Linked DNA regions of Homo sapiens: region 2 is linked to region 1. A link is an interaction called in ENCODE POLR2A ChIA-PET data of the cell type or tissue named here. Cell type or tissue: MCF 10A. All regions are shown on one strand. Each heading gives the region's core, and the rest is flanking DNA. Links, peaks and the distances in the headings are about the cores only.

Region 1 (2,916 bases), core at 305-2,804:
GCACTTATACAAACCACCTAAAAAAAATCTTATGGAAGTGACTAGATCTAAGGTTCCAAGTCACGATACTTGGGTTAGGAAATTGCAAGAAAAAATTCAAATCCTATACCCGTGACATGATCATCAGTGGAATTTTCCTAGATCAGAGGGGTAGAATCCCTTTGTTGAGTATAAAAGATCAACTATCTGTCCTCATAGCATCCGGCTGTAAGATTTTTTTATGTTCTGTAATTTAAGACTTTTCTTTTAAGAGATAGGGTCTTGCTTGCTCAACATGTTCCTCAGGCTGGAGTGCAGTGGCGCGATCACAAACTCAACTCCCGGGCTCAAGAGAACCTCTCATCTCAGCCTCCCAAGTAGCTGGGATTATAGGTGCACACCATCATGCCTAGCTAATTTTTTTTTTTTTTTTTTTTTTTTTTTATCTTTTGTAGAGGTGGAGTCTCGCTGTGTTGCCCAACCTGGTCTTCAACACCTGGACTCAAGCGATCCTCCCACCTCAGCCTCCCGAAGTGCTGAGATTACGGGCATGAGCCGCTGCACCTGACCAATTTAAAACTTAAAATCTTACTACTCTAAGAACTTTATACACATGTGCTTTATAAATGCTGGTTCATATGAAGATGGAATATCCCCCTCAACCCTGTAGGGTGATACACAGCCATACGGAACCATCACAAACTAGTAGGCTACTGCTTTTACTTCAAATAAAACAAATACTCCCCGGGCCAAGTAGAAACTAGAGCCGTTCTCCTGGAAGCAAAGATGTCAAAGCCTCTCACTCTTAGAAACAACCCACAATAGGGTCTGGGCTTTGTGGTTTACTTAAAGGAAGTAACATTTGCATCTTCAAAACAAAAACAAAAGGCCCTCTTTATCAGGAAAATGTGGCAAAAGGTTCACCAGTGGTAAATCTGGGTGAAGGCTCCACAGGGCTTATAGGGTTGGTGTATGACTCTTTTACCTTTTCTTCAGTTCCAATTTTTTTTAACAAAAAATTGGGGGAGAAATAAAGGATTTTCCCCAGAAGCTTGAAAGGCCCTGCCAGCTCCTACATGATCTGTAGATTTTTGTTCTGCTGTTAATCGTGGAATCATCAAAGAAACAGCCTTCATAAAGAATCAAAAAGCAAAACAGCAATGAAGAACACCTTTTAGCTTTTGATCTGAACAAGCCTTCATGCTGCCTTTGCCGGGGAAGGGCTGCTGAACCATTCTGAGGCAAGAACACCTCCCTGAAAAACCACAGATTTCCATCCTCATGGAGCCATCCCTCCACAGACCCAGATCTTGTACAGCCCAAATGCAGGGCGCACTTTCCCCGAGTACAAACCCCAGTGCGTTTCATGAAGCTGTTCAGTATATGCAGAATCAGTGCATTAATAACAGCTTATTGGCACCGAATGAAAAACACACAAGTCTTAATCTTAGGTCTTGAATTTTGTCCAGTTCCTACGTCATACCTGGCTGTAAGGGCTACAGCCGTAAGCATGCTTGGTGACTGGAGGCTGTGTAGTGAGACCTGAGTTTTGAAACCAGGATTGGTAGCTTAACAAAATTTACTGGTTGTAGAAAAAGTAAACTTGCCTCCGGGGAGGTGAGCTCAGCCTCACCATTCTGACAGCAGCCTCTGGTGGCCAGTTTAGTAAAAAGTGTTGGCTCTCATGCTGAAAGCTCGGACCTTCCCTTCTTAATGAAGGTCGCTGCAAGCAGACAGGCCATTCTAGGTAACAGCTGGAGGTGACTGGGGAAGCTGCAGAAATCCAAACGAAGGTGTGACTTTGGACCACGTAAATCACCAAGTCATTGGATGATCTGTCTCTTGCATTAAAAAAAAAAAAAAATGAAGTACTCTCTTTCAAAAGTAGAAAAATAAATAAAGAGAACTGTTTTAAAAGGGCTCAAGTCACAAGGCAGATAATACATACTCAGTTTGAAAGTAATCTCATTCCTTACTTGCATAGAAAGCCTTTAAATATTCAAGGAGCACAGATTCCTGAACAAAATAAAGCCCAGCCTGTCTGCTTTCTTACATAGCACCCCATGGTACACTAACTCCTATGTACTGAGTGCCGGAAATTCTTCCTGCAAAGTAAGGAATTGCTCCATATGGCAGAAACTTCTAGAAAATGCTGCAACCATTCATTCAGAGAACAAAATTAAATATTCAGGATTGTAGGTGAGGCCTGATTTCTAGTGCCACAGATTCACACCATTTCACTGGATATAAATAGAGGAATGATCAGAGGCTGACAGTTGGCTTCAAAGGCAGAGAGGGTAAGAAGGAGACGCCATCAGCTTCAAGCCAACTTCTTCGTAAGGTGCACTCTGTCCTCAGCTGTCAGAGAACAATCTGGAAACAATCTGCTGAGCAGCTGCTCTCATCAACAAACTGTTTATTGTAAGAAAGTGGCTGGGTCAAAGGCTAAACATCAACCCGAGCTGAAAGCATACAGAACAAAAATCAATACCGTCCCTGCTAAAGAGACCCAGGACTTAGCATGCAGAAAAGAGAGGGTGAGGAACTCATGTTTAGTTCTGAAAGAGTAAGAGTTGGAACAAAACCCCCATATTTCAACATTCAGGGTTCTTCTGCATATTATTCCAATTGGCGACTTGCTGCTATTTGCAGAATGGCCTTGTAATGGGGGCTAAAATGTGGCATTCAACAAGGACACAGAAATCAACTTTGCCCTAAAAGTTACAGGGGTTAACATCAGTTGTTTCTCTCTCACATTTGTTTTGCAACAGGACCAACGTGCTCATCATACACATGTGCTTATTATACACAATGCACAGATACTACAGTCCATCTTTAAATATGTCTAATTGGAAACTGGAAGGCTGACTGGACATGAGATTATATGAAGAGATTGTTTCATTTTAGGTATGACGGTGGAATTGTGATTATGTTTTT
Region 2 (2,916 bases), core at 277-2,776, 70 kb before region 1:
AATCGTTACTTGTGCTAAGTAGGTAAAAAAAAGTCCAAGTATCACAGGCATCAAAATGGCCTCCTCTGGGAGAGTAAGAAATAAGCCTGGCCTATCTTCCTTCCTATGAGCTCTGTGATGGCCACCGGAGTATATTATGCCACCTCTTCTTGGTGGCCCAGACCACTCAACTGCTCTCTTTATATAGAGAAAAAAACCAAGGTTGGGCAAACCTAGATTCAAATTCTGCACTTCTTAGCTGAGTGACCTCGAAGCCTCTGTTTCCTCATCTATAAAATGGGAATATTGCCATTTCTAGAGCTCTAAAAGTTGATACAAAGTAGGTACTCAATAAATGTTGAGTTCCTAAAGGTGATACACAGTAGGTACTCCATAAATGTTGGTTTCCTAAAAGTGATACATAGTAGACACTCCATAAATTTAGTTTCCTAAAGTTGATGTGTGGTGGGCACTCAGTAAATGTTGGCTTTGTAAAGTTGGTACATAGTAGGCACATAATAAATGTTGCTTCCTAAAGTTGATACCTAGCGGCAGTCAATAAATGTTGGTTTCCTAAAGAAAATACACAGTAGGCACTCAATAAATGTTGGTTTCCTAAAGTTCCTATACATTAGGCACTCAATAAATGTCGAGGTCCTCTGTCCTCCTGAGACCTTTGGGACCTCCACCAAGACATTTCCAAGGGGCCTAGACTGGTGTTTCCAACCAGGCAGGGCAGTTCCCCTGAATGTTTCTATTTGTTTATTTTCGGGGGGAGGTATATCCAGTTTTTGTGCTGTTGTTGATATTGTTGTTGTTATTATTTGCTTTGTTTTTGGCGAAACAAAGAGTGGATAATGAAACTACAAAAAAATTCTAAAAGAAGAATCCTTGAGGCAGCAGAATGGGAAGAAATAGTTTTCAGAACAAAGAAAATTCTGAAGGAAAGTCAATATACCGCACAGAAATCTAGGTTGAGAAAGAACTGTTTTTCCCTTACATCTCCTTTTTACTTTTCAACCTTGAGGCTCAGCTCACTCAGGTCTGAGCAAGAATAAAGAGTCCTGCTTGTCTAAACAACTGCTAAATCTGAAGGCAAACAGCTCAACTCCATGTGGTTCTTCAGCAACATTCCTGTCAACAAACCCCGTCTTGGCTCGATTGGTCCAACAATACCAGATTTAGAGCCATCCGCTCATCCTTCTTCCAGGATGCAAGGGGATTTTCAAAAGGCCATTCCAGGAACAGCTCTCACAATTTTTGTAGCCTTTTCAAAAACACAAAAAATCTAATTCATTTGCTGCACTGCTTCAGCCATCCAGCTTAAACTAATTTTAAAATCTCTCCTTTTGTAAATAGAGATGTTAGAAACGCCACCACAGCCACAATATAAAATGATGGTATCTTTCTCTTTTGTAATCAAATTACCATCATTTATTATAAAGCTTCAGACAGAAACCTGAGAGATGGGCAAGACGACCTGGCGTTCAGAAGAGAGAGATGGCATTTTTGACATTGAAATAAAGGCTTGGAGGGCATAAATCCTTTTTTAAAAATCAAGTATTTAGCACAGGATTTGGTATAAACACTGATCAATAAATAAGAGCCAGCAGTCATAGCAGCACGCTAGAATCAACATCATCTGAGTTCTAGCACAGACTCGTTTCTATGAATCATTGAAAAGGAATTTCATGGTGCCAGCAGCATCAGTACAGAAAGTCAGAATAAGCACTTAGACAGTAATACCAGCAACTTATTTACTATCCTACGTTAGAGTCAGTTTGCTGGATTTTATATAAGGTAAGTAATGGATATCTAAGGTACTGTCAATTAAAAAAAGTTCTCCAAAGTAATTTTTATTTAAAGTTGCATATGATAAACTGTAAAACCAAAATAACATTTGGGTCAAAACTCCAAAGAGTTGGGCTATCACTAAGCTAGAAAGAGAAAAACAGCAGAAAGAGGATTTTCTTGCTGATATGCCAAAAACGTGACTCTATTTCTTTCAACAGGGTTTATTGTTTTCTTCCTGTTTTACAACAGCAATACATATAAGAATTTTTTTTAATTCAGAAAATTGCAGAGATAAGGGGAAATTTCTCCCCTAATTCTATTCCCCAAAGAGAACTGCCTTTCATGTATTCTGGCAAAATTCTCTCATCTTCTTTCAATGCATGCAGAAACCTTTTGTTTATTTACTTTTCGAAAACAAAATTGGGTCATACAATAGGTATTGTTTTCTGATCTGCTTTTCTAATTTTTAAATGCTGTGCAACAGTTAATCAAACGGATATACAATTAACCTCCCATTATTAAACACCAAGAACAGCTTCTATTTTTCTGTATTATAAATGGCAAAGCGACGAACATCCACATATATAAAACTTTGCATCACTTCATCTACTTGGGTTAAATTCCTACAAACTGAATTGTTGGGTCAAAATACACGCACATTTTAAGGTATGTGATATACAAGACATGCCAGAAAAATTGTGTTAATTCTGCACAATGTATGAGAGTACTCTTTTCTCCATAACTTTGCCCACATAATTGTTGTTTTTTTTTTTTTTTTGAAACAGAGTCTAGCTCTGTCACCCAGGCTGAAGTGCAGTGGCATAATCTCGGCTCACTGCAACCTCTGCCTCCCGAGTTCAAGCAATTCTCCTGCCTCAGCCTCCGGAGTAGCTGGGATTACAGGCACGCCCCACCACGCCCAGCTAATTTTTGTATTTTAGTAGAGAGGGGATTTTACCATGTTGGCCAGGCTGATCTTGAACTCTTGACCTCAAACGATCTGCCTGCCTCAGCCTCCAAAGTGCTGGGATTACAGGCTTGAGCCACCGCGCCCAGCCTCAACTGTAAAGCTTTTTGTATACTGAAAATATTAAACTTTTATGATTATATTCCAACTATTTTTCCTCCATTAGTAACCTGTTT

Evidence for each region. Peaks named below come from ENCODE experiments on the same cell type or tissue, not always from the same donor. Only the 100,000 strongest peaks of a DNase experiment are listed, where the experiment ranks them.
Region 2: POLR2A ChIA-PET joins it to region 1 with 5 read pairs; 4 of 35 experiments call an interaction of 5 or more read pairs at or near these places.

What each region holds. Positions count from the first base shown.
Region 1 is chr21:36,916,123-36,919,038 of GRCh38, forward strand. The region is part of intron 5 of HLCS (holocarboxylase synthetase); the gene reads right to left. Among named protein-coding and RNA genes, the nearest start is that of HLCS-AS1, 49 kb to the right of the region's middle. RefSeq lists a silencer at 1,467-1,761. In MCF 10A, for the core only: a CTCF peak has its summit at 1,616 (motif pointing left); a DNase peak (open chromatin) is centred at 1,619.
Region 2 is chr21:36,845,737-36,848,652 of GRCh38, forward strand. The region is part of intron 6 of HLCS (holocarboxylase synthetase); the gene reads right to left. Among named protein-coding and RNA genes, the nearest start is that of HLCS-AS1, 120 kb to the right of the region's middle. In MCF 10A, for the core only: no CTCF peak of the experiment used is centred there; a DNase peak (open chromatin) is centred at 1,655.